2 separate regions of the Homo sapiens genome follow, and region 1 is linked to region 2. The links are chromatin contacts, found by Hi-C or POLR2A ChIA-PET in ENCODE. All regions are on one chromosome and are shown on one strand. Each heading gives the region's core, a stretch centred on a gene start or an enhancer-like site at or near the end of the contact. The rest is flanking DNA. Distances are from core to core; before and after follow the strand shown. Region 1 overlaps TAF4 (TATA-box binding protein associated factor 4). Region 2 holds the start of MTG2 (mitochondrial ribosome associated GTPase 2).

What was found. Hi-C counts contacts between places; a loop is a spot of excess contacts on that map. ChIA-PET counts read pairs that join two places held with the same protein, here RNA polymerase II (POLR2A). Pooled maps may share reads with other maps.
Region 1: a map of naive thymus-derived CD4-positive, alpha-beta T cell shows a loop between it and region 2 (11-fold over the local background). The contact joins the enhancer-like site here to the promoter of MTG2 in region 2. A Hi-C loop is called at or near these places in 1 of 168 maps with a recorded cell type or tissue (naive thymus-derived CD4-positive, alpha-beta T cell) and 13 of 50 pooled maps. POLR2A ChIA-PET finds 5 or more read pairs at or near these places in 7 of 52 experiments (HEK293T, HepG2, IMR-90 and 4 more).

Annotation. Positions count from the first base shown.
Region 1 is chr20:62,022,916-62,027,752 of GRCh38, reverse strand. The region is part of intron 1 of TAF4 (TATA-box binding protein associated factor 4); the gene reads left to right. Among named protein-coding and RNA genes, the nearest start is that of MIR3195, 39 kb to the left of the region's middle. RefSeq lists an enhancer at 4,555-4,837. Within about 2 kb of position 1,557, at least 4 of the 41 ENCODE cell types and tissues checked have a DNase peak (open chromatin) inside an H3K27ac peak, as active enhancers do.
Region 2 is chr20:62,180,399-62,185,152 of GRCh38, reverse strand. MTG2 (mitochondrial ribosome associated GTPase 2) reads right to left here and starts at 2,125. Exons shown (of 7, transcript NM_015666.4): 1 at 2,096-2,125. It overlaps SS18L1 (SS18L1 subunit of BAF chromatin remodeling complex), which reads right to left. Exons shown (of 11, transcript NM_198935.3): 11 at 2,639-4,754. RefSeq lists silencers at 1,907-2,076, 2,083-2,267, 2,307-2,496.

The DNA.
Region 1 (4,837 bases), core at 308-2,807, 160 kb after region 2:
ATGAATATGTGATTTAGATGTTTGTGAGGTAAAGTTAATGATTTTTTTAGGAATCCAATGCAGAAAATTAATTATTTGCCAAGGTTATTTTATCCTGTTCTGAAAATGGATAAATTTGACACAGTTCCAGTAGTATGGTTTTGTGGTTGGCAGGAGAAACGGAGACAGGTAAGGAATTAGCATATACGGTGGGAGAGGATGGGCCTGGGGTAGGCACAGCACACCTGTGCATTCACTAAACTTTTCTCCAATCTGTTCATTTGTGTGAACTTAAGAGATTTAATCCCTGAGCCCAGGGAGCTTGCGTTGAGGGGGGAGACAGACGTTAGGGAATGACTAAATCACAAAACAGTCACCGAATTGCAACTGTGATAATGCCAAGGGGGAGGAGGGACTGTGTAGGCCGATGCTGAAGGCTGGGTGAAGGTTTTCCAGGGGCAAGTCCCATCAGTCACAGTGCCCGTTTAGGGTTTGCACCTTGCTCTTTTGACGACGCTGCTCGGCTCTCAGGGCTGCGAGGCTGGCTTCTTCCCAAACTTCATTCCACTCCAGGTTTCTGCACTGGGCCCTGAGAGCCACATCTGGCCATCACTACAGATGCACTTTTGCAGTGCCTCTGCATTTTGAGGTGAAAGACAGTCTTTAAACTTCAGGGTGAACTTCTCACTCGGAGTTTGGTGTATTGTTGCCATTTCTTTTGTGTTGATTTGCACGTAGCTCTTTTGTACACAGGCACGAGGGTAAGCATTCCTGTTGAGTCGCAGAGGAATTAACGAGTGAAACAAATCATGAGTAGAAGTCTCCACGGGTTGGTGTTTTAACTTTGCTCTAAGGTGAGCAACTGCGTATTTGTGAAATTTGGCCAAATGATGAGGGGATGCTGAGTTGGCTGACTGCTGTGCAGACCACCTAAGGAATAAGGATAAATCCTAGAATCAGAGCCCGGGGGAGAGTGTTGGGCCCAGCTCTCCACTCACGGGGCGGCAGCAAGCCGTGGGTGGGTTGGTGGAGGCCCCATTTCTGCCTGCGGAGCAGAGCTGCTGATCCTTCAGGAGAGGCTGCTCTTTCCTGTGCCGAGTGTGGCCTGCTGGATTCGTGTTTCTGCGGAGCCTGGCTTTCCAGAGGGTGTGGAGGGTGCGCGCAGTCTGTCCACCTGCGGCTTTGTGGAGATGGGGGCTGGAGCCAGCTCCCACAGAGCTGGTACTTTGTGGCCTGCTCCTCAGGCCTGACCACGGTTCCTTCTGCGTCATTTTGGGGGATCCCTTTTCCATCAAAGGAGCTAGCTTGGTGTTATTTTTCAGAGACTTGAGCACGCACTTTCATTCGGAGGCTGGGAGCTGAGAACCCCTGCAGCTGTTTCATGCTCCGAGCTACTCAGTGAGATACTCTGTTAAAAAGGCAGTGTGGTGGAGGGTGTGATCGCTTGGGGTGCCATCGACAGCACACTCACGTCCCTGTGTTGCTCACGGGGTCAGGTAGAGTAAAACTCATTGAACGTGGCCTGGTTTTTGTGTGTGGTGGTGAACAGAGTTGTTAATACGACTCTCGGGCAGCTCCTAGTGTTCTTAAGAGGCAGGGCTGGTGGGGGAAGGTCGTGTGCTAGCTGTGAACTTGGCAGTTATTTTCACTCGGGAAGGACGTTGGGAGGAAGAGGATTAAAACTATGCTTTCCGTTATTTTTTGCCGGGAGGGTTGTACCTTTTTCTTGCTCTCTAAGGGCTCTCTGCGTGTGTTTTAAGAGCTTTACTGGGGTGTGATCCACAGCAATAAACTGAGCACATGTAAAGTGACTGGTGAGTTTCGACAAATGTGCATGCACGTGGAGCCATCACCCCAGGGTCAGCATGGTGAACCCTACCCCCAGCACGGCCTCTGCCTCTCTCTAGCCCTCCTTCCTGTCCCTCCCACGCCCCTTGTCCCATCTGCTTTCTGTCACTGCAGGGGAGTCTGTGTGTTTTAGAATTTTATATAAATGCAGTCAGACAGCGTAGTAGTCTGTTCTTACATTGCTATAAAAAAATACCCAAGGCTGGGTGACTTATAAAGGAAAGAGGTTGAATTGACTCACAGTTCCACATGACTGGGGACAATCATGGCAGAAGGCGAAGGGGAAGCAAGTACCTTCTTCACATGGCGGCAGGAGAGACAGGAGGGCAGAGGAAACTGCCATTTATGAAGCCACCAGATGTCGTGAGAACTCACTCGCTATCATGAGAACCGCCTGGGGGAAGCTGTCCCCATGATCCAGTCACTTCCCTCCCTCCACACGTGGGGATTACAGTTGGAAATGAGGTTTGGTGGGGACACGGAGCCAAGCCATATCACATGGTGTGTACTCTCTCTTTTCTGGCTTCAACTCGGTGTGATTATTTGAGAGTCATCTGTGCTGTATCAGTAGTTCATCCCATTTTATTTGAGTGCTTTTCCATTATAGATACACCAGAAATTGTTTATGCTTTCATCCTTTGGTGTACTTTGGAGTTGCTTCCAATTTATGGCTATCAGAAATAAAACTGCTTGGAATGACCCAGGTACAAGCCTTTGTAAGGCCACACACTTGCCTTTCGCTTGCTTAAAACACCTCAGGTGGAATGGCAGGTCCTACATGAGGAGTATGTTTAACTTTCTACAAAACTGCAGGGCTGTTGTCAGAGAGGCTCCCACCAGTGGTGCCCAGGAGCTCTGGTTGCTCCACATCCTGGAGAGCACCTGATCTTTTTAGTTTTAGCTATTTTAGTGAGTGTGTAGTGGTGTCGCTTTAAGGATTTAATTTATGTCTCCCTAATGACTAATGATGTTGGGGCTCTCTCCGTGTGCTCATTTGCATCCGTCTGCCACCTTTGGCGAAGGGTCTATTCAATTGCCCACTTTTTTTTTTTTTGAGACGCGGAGTCTCTCAGTGTTGCCTGGGCTGGAGTGCAGTGGCATGATCTCGGCTCACTGTAAGCTCCGCCTCCTGGGTTCACGCGATTTTCGTGCCTCAGCCTCCCAAGTAGCTAGGACTAGAGGTGTGCACCACCACGCCCTGCTAATTTTTTGTATTTTTAGTAGAGATGGGGTTTCGCCATGTTGGCCAAGCTGGTCTCGAACTCCTGACCTCAAGTGATCTGTCCTCCTCGGCCTCCCAAAGTGCTGGGATTACAGGCATGAGCCACCACGCCCAACCTGGGTTATTTTCTTACTGAGTTTTGAGGATTCTGCATACATTCTGGATCCAAGCCCTTTATTAGATGGATGCTTTCTAAAGAGTCTGTCCGTTCTGTGCCTTGTCTTCTCATTCTCTAGCAGTGTCTGCTGAAAAGCCGAAGTTTAACATTTTGATGAAGTCCAGTTTATCCTTTTGTTCTTTTATGCATTTCGTTTCTGATGTTGTTTCTAAAATTTCTTTGCCTAACCCTGGGTCAGAGAAATGTTCTCCTGTTTTCTTCTGGAAGTTTTAGGTTTTACATTTAGGTCTGGATCCATTTTGAGTTGATGTTGGTACACACTATGGGGTGTCGGTCCAGGGGTTTGCCTGTGTCTGTCCAGTTGTTCCAGCATGTGAGAAGCCCGTCCTCACCACTGAATTGCCTTTGTCCATCCGCGTGTGGGCCTGCTTGTGGACTCTGCACGGCCGTGTTGATCTGTTTAACTTTGCACCAACACTGTGCTGTCCTGGTTACTGGAGCTTTTTTTAGACGGGGATCTCACTGTGTCACCCAGGTTGGAGTGTAGTGGGGTGATCTCGGCTCACTGCAGTCTCTGTGTCCCGGGCTCAAGCAGTCTTCCCACCTCAGCCTCCTGAGTAGCTGGGACCACAGGCGTGCCCACACCGTCTAATTTTTGTATTTTTAGTAGAGATGGGACTTCACCATGTTTCCCAGGCTGGTCTTGAACTCCTGACCTCAGGCGATCCGCCTGCCTTGGCCTCCCAGAGTGCTGGGATTACAGGTGTGAGCCCGGCCCTGAGATTACTGGAGCTTTCTTTTTCTTTCTTTCTTTCTTTTTTTTTTTTTTTTTTTTTTTGAGATGGAGTCTTGCTCTGTTGCCCAGGCTGGAGTGCAGTGGCATGGTCTCGGCTCACTGCAACCTCCACCTCCCGGCTTCAAGCGATTCTCCTGCCTCAGCCTGGCGAGTAGCTGGGATTACAGGTGTGCGCCACCACGCCCAGCTAATTTTTGTATTTTTAGTAGAGACAGGGTTTCACCATGTTGGCCAGGCTGGTCTCGAACTCCTGAGCCCAAGCAGTCTCCCCGCCTCGGCCTTCCGAAGTGCTGAGCTTTCTAATGCATCTTGAGATCAGCTCGTGTCAGCTCTCTGACTTTTTCTGGTTTGTTTGGTTTGAGAGGGAGTCTCATTCTGTTACCCAGGCTGGACTGCAGTGGTGTGCTCTTGGCTCACTGCAACCTTCGCCTCTCTGGTTCAAGCGATTCTCGTGCCTCAGCCTCCACTACAGGGGTGCACCACCATGCCCAACTAATTTTTTGTGTTTTTAGTAGAGACAGGGATTCACCATGTTGGCCTGGCTGGTCTCGAACTCCTGGGCTCAAATGATCTGCCCGCCTTGGCCTCCTGAAGTGCTGGGATGACAGGCGTGAGCCACTGCGGCCAGCCTGACCTTTTTTTACAGTTGTGTTGGTTAATCTAAGACTTTTGCATTTCTGTATGAATTTCAGAATCACCTTGTCAGTTTCTACACAGGAGGCTGCTGGGACTTTGGGATGCATTGCTTCTGCAGATCAGTTTGGGAGGAGTTGACATCTTAACTATTGTGAGTCTCCTGACCCATGAACACAGTGCACGTCCCTTCACTTGCTCGCATTTTTGTTTTAATCAGCATTTTGTAGTTTTAGGGGAG
Region 2 (4,754 bases), core at 876-3,375:
CATCAGCCACCACGCCCTGGCCATTTTTTTTCTTTTTTATTTGAGGCAGAGTTTCACTCTTGTAGCCCAGGTTGGAGAGCAATGGTGGGATCTTGGCTCACTGTAACCTCCGCCTCATGGGTTCAAGTGATCCACTCGCCTCAGCCTCCCGAGTACCTGGGATTACATGCACCCACCACCACACCCAGCTCATTTTTGTATTTTTAATAGAGACGGGGTTTCACCGTGTTGGCCAGGCTGGTCTTGAACTCCCGACTTCAGGAAATCCACCTGCCTCGGCCCCCCAAAGTGCTGGGATTACAGGCGCGAGCCACCACACCCAACCAATATATCCACTTTTAAATGTATTCCTAACGATAATACCCTGCGAGGGGTAATACTGCATGCCGAGCTATCTTCCATTTGCTTTTCCAGACCAGCTTTCCACCCTGCCCTGTGCTGTGTGTCAGGAGCCTGAGCTTGCCCCATAGGAAAACCTACTGGGACCTGGCCCTCTACCAGAGACTGGAGGCAGGAGCAGGAGGCCGGGACATGGACCTCCCTGCCCACTCAGACTGAGGCTCACACCTCCAGTCCAAGAAGCCCTCCCCAGTGACTCTTCTCCCTGTCCCGATCACTGCTGCCTTCCCTGATCCTTTGGAGTCCAGGAGTAGAAACTCCACTGCCACCAGTTCCAGGCTAAAGGACCAACTGTCATTAACCTGCACTCTGCCTTTGCAAACGGTCCCTTTATAAACCCTCCTCAAATCCTCCTGTGAGCATGAAACCTGATTTTTTTTTTTTGGGTATGTTTTTGAGACAGAGTCTCGCTCTGTTGCCTAGGCTGGAGCAGAGTGGTGCGGTCTCGGCTCACTGCAACCTCCACCTCCCAGGTTCAAGCGATTCTCCTGCCTCAGCCTCCCCAGTAGCTGGGATTACAGGCGCCTGCCACCACGCCCGGCTACTTTTTTGTATTTTTAGTAGAGATGGGGTTTCACCATGTTGGCCAGGCTGGTCTTTAACTCCTGACCTCGTGATCTGCCCGCCTTGGCCTCCCAAAGTTCTGGGATTACAGGCGTGAGCCACCGCGCCCAGCGGAAACCTGATTCTTGACTTTACATTTTTTATGCCCATCTAAAGCAGTGGAGGCTGAGACTCACAGAGGTTCAGTCACTTGCCCAAAGTCACATAGTATCCTCTGGCCTCCCTGGCATGCTGCTGACACCTGCATTTTACGGCAGGAATCTTCTCACTGAGGTTCGCCTACACAGACTTCCCAAGGGACTAAGGCCAGGATAATTTCAAAGGAATCCATTTTCTGCCCAAGTTTCGCTACGTTCTCTCTGCTAAAACAGAACTGCCTGAGGACGAACCTGCGTTTAAAACAATTTGAATTCTCCTTTCCCGTCCCCCTTTTATAATGGGTCCTCCCCTTTACAAAAGAAAGGTATTTCTCTAGTGACACTGCCCAACAACCCCTCTAATTCCCACCTACAGGTCTGTGTGAACGCCGTTCCTCGGTATCCACAGCTACGAGAACGTAAATGGGAATAGAACGGGTAACCCGCTCTCACTGGGCAGAAGCCAGCCACGGACAGTGAATTATCTGGAAATGCGTCTCCCTGAGGCGCGTTTACAATACAAAACTTTATTGTTGTTTTATCATCCAAATGTGTATATATTTATGTTGTTTTGTGCAACTGTATACTGCCAATAATCACTTTAAAATGTTTAATACTTAGAGCGCTGGATCAAGGCAAATTCCTAACAACTTGACTCGGAACTCACACACGGCACCCATCCCGTGACAGAGCACCACCGGGGTGGCTGACAAGACTTCTGACCCCAAAACGCGGTTCTGCGGAGAGAGTGGGGCAGGACCGGGGAGCAAGGCGCCGCTCCCCACCGCCCGAGCGCTCGCTACTCCAGGGCCGCAGCGCTCGGTCCCGCCGGGGTTCGCAGCCCGGCAGCCCTCCAGGCCTCTCAGCTCCTAGGCCGGGGCCTCTCCCGCTCCCAGCGCCCCGGTACCCCGCGGCCCAAGCCGAGGCCCCTCCTTGCGCCCGGGCCGCGACCACCCCCCAGGCCCACGCTCCCCGCTCCCCGCTCCCGCACTCACCGGCTCGGGAAAGCACGTCACTTCCGGAGCGTCGCAAGCGGCCGACCACTTCCGGGGCCTTTTGGCTCCGGAAGCCCAAGGCTTGCCCAGTGCGCAGGTGCAGAAAACACGCCGACGGACCGAGAGGCGACCTTGTCCCTGGTAGCGGAAGCAGGAGCAACGGCAGGAGGGATGCGGAGCGCTCAGCTGCAGCCGCGCTTCTCGCCGGCGCCCTCGCTGCCCGAGCACAAGGACAGCCGCCCCGCCCGTTCCACCCGGTGCCCAAGGTCCCCCAGCTTCTCTGACCCCTCCGGCGTTTGCGGAACCTCCCGGGTCTGACGAGGACACCGCCGTTGCCCGAGGAGGCTACGGGGCAACGCAGAGCAGGCAGTGGGGACCGCAGGGCAGCCCCGGGGCGCCGTCCCCACCGCCCTTACCCTGGCTTCGCCTTGCCGCCGCGGGGAATCCGGTGCGGACGCACGCGAACTCTGCCCGGGAGCCGAGGTGACGATCTACCTGGTCTCGGTAATAAGTATTTGCAAAACACATCACACCAAAATCCCGTTAACTTCATGAAAACTCACTTTATAGGATGATTTTTGAAGAACCAGTTTATTAAGAGATTACACCAAAAGCATAAACAATTTATACGTCAAACTCCGACTGAAAAAAAAATAACCGATAAGGATGTTTTTTAAATGTACTGTACTCACAAATAACAAGACAAATTTGACCTGTTCAATAAATAGAAATGAAGTGGCTAAAAATGTTTAAATGGAAATGGAAAACAGTCGTCTTCTTTGTACAGTTTTGAAGGGGTGCCCCCTATTCACGCCTACACGTAGAAAAACCCTGACAAAATCAGAGGTTCACTTAACACTCCAACCATATGAGCGTATTAAGGTTTCTTTTCAGATCTTAGGAGATCTTGTCCACCTTAATCCCATTCACAGATCTTAGGAGATCTTGTCCACCTTAATCCCATCATAAAGACTGTTGGCATGAGTTCTGATGTACTGTTTTAATATGCTGAGTACTGTTGATTCAACAACAAACCTTAATGGGTGATGAGCTTTTGCATACCAATATGAATTTGTCAGCACTTCTGAAAACTGGCCATCATTTTTCAAATTCACAATTTGCTGGATGTCAGGGAACAATAGGAAGAAGAATGAGCGTCAATTTTCATGTCTTCCTTTGCTTCTTCACTGGCCTTCCATAGAAGTAGTCAGAAAAAAACAAAGCACCATCAACCACACTTCACAAACAATTCATGTTGGCCTAAGCTTTGCTCAACATTCATATGACAGAAGATAGAATAATGAAAAGGAACTGCTGGCATCACTTTCCCCATAATATTACATAAAAATGGACAGCACATTAAATAAACATTCTGTTATTAATCATTAAATATATTAACACCAAAAATCATGTATAAATTAGGAAATAAATGTACAAACTATTTTGCAAAGTGCTTTTTAAAATATATACACAACATTCAAGATATTCTTAATGTAAGACATTTCAGATTGAAGTTTTGGGGTAAGTGTCCTTTTCTTTCAGAAAGTATTATTAATACAGCACTTAAAAAAACACACAAACACACAAAAAAGGCATATTCCCAGATTGGCAAGGAATAAAAATAAACTATCTTCACAGTTATCTAAAATGTTTAACATTTTCAGTGGGAAATTTTAGTCCCCGATTGAGTTTGCAAATTAGGTCTATGAAAATTGACAGGAAAAGAACACAATCAAGGGAGATGACTCCCTAACTGAAATTGCTAACGCGTTTGTCAATTAGCAATTAAGAACTCTCATTTCGGTGATCGAATATGAACACATACGTTTATTTTTGAGCCCTTACCAGTGTTAAGGGTTTTAGAAACCCTTAGTGCCTACAAAATAAACACTTCTCTCCCCATTTGTGCGTGACATCCGTCTCCTAGGAGAGGGGAGAATGTCCTAGAACAGGACTGGTATTCAACACAGGCAAGTCCTTTAATCTGTGCCTCAGTTCTTCATCTCTAAAATGGGAACTGTTACCTGCCTCCAGATTTCCTCATAGGGGCTGTCAGAATTAATTCAAGCAAAACACATAAGTGACTTATAAATTCTAAAGCACCCGACTCTGGATAAAGAATTAATTTTAACTTATTTATTTATTTATTTATTTATTTTTTTGAGACGGAATTTCACTCTTGTTGCCTAGGCTCGGGTGCAATGGTGCGATCTTGCCCCACCACAACCTCTGTCTCCTGGGTTCAAGCCATTCTCCTGCCTCAGGTTCCCGAGTAGCTGGGATTACAGGTATGCACCACCATACCTGGCTAATTTTGTATTTTTAGTAGGGACGGGGTTTCTCCATGTTGGTCAGGCTGGTCTCGAACTCCCGACCTCAGGTGATCCGCCCGCTTCGGCCTCCCAAAGTGCTGGGATTACAGGCGTGAACCACCACGCCAAGAATTACTTTTAACTTTTAAAACAAAACATCAATTAAAGAGAAATATCGTTATTACTAGGCCTCATATATCAAGCATTGGATATCTCTTGTATTTTCTTGGTAGTTCTTGGAAATCTGTCAGCATTTATCCAAAGATTTTTTTAAAAGGATTCATAGCAAATATGAATATTATTATTCCAACTAAAGGTTGATCAAATGTCCATGCTACTTGTTAATT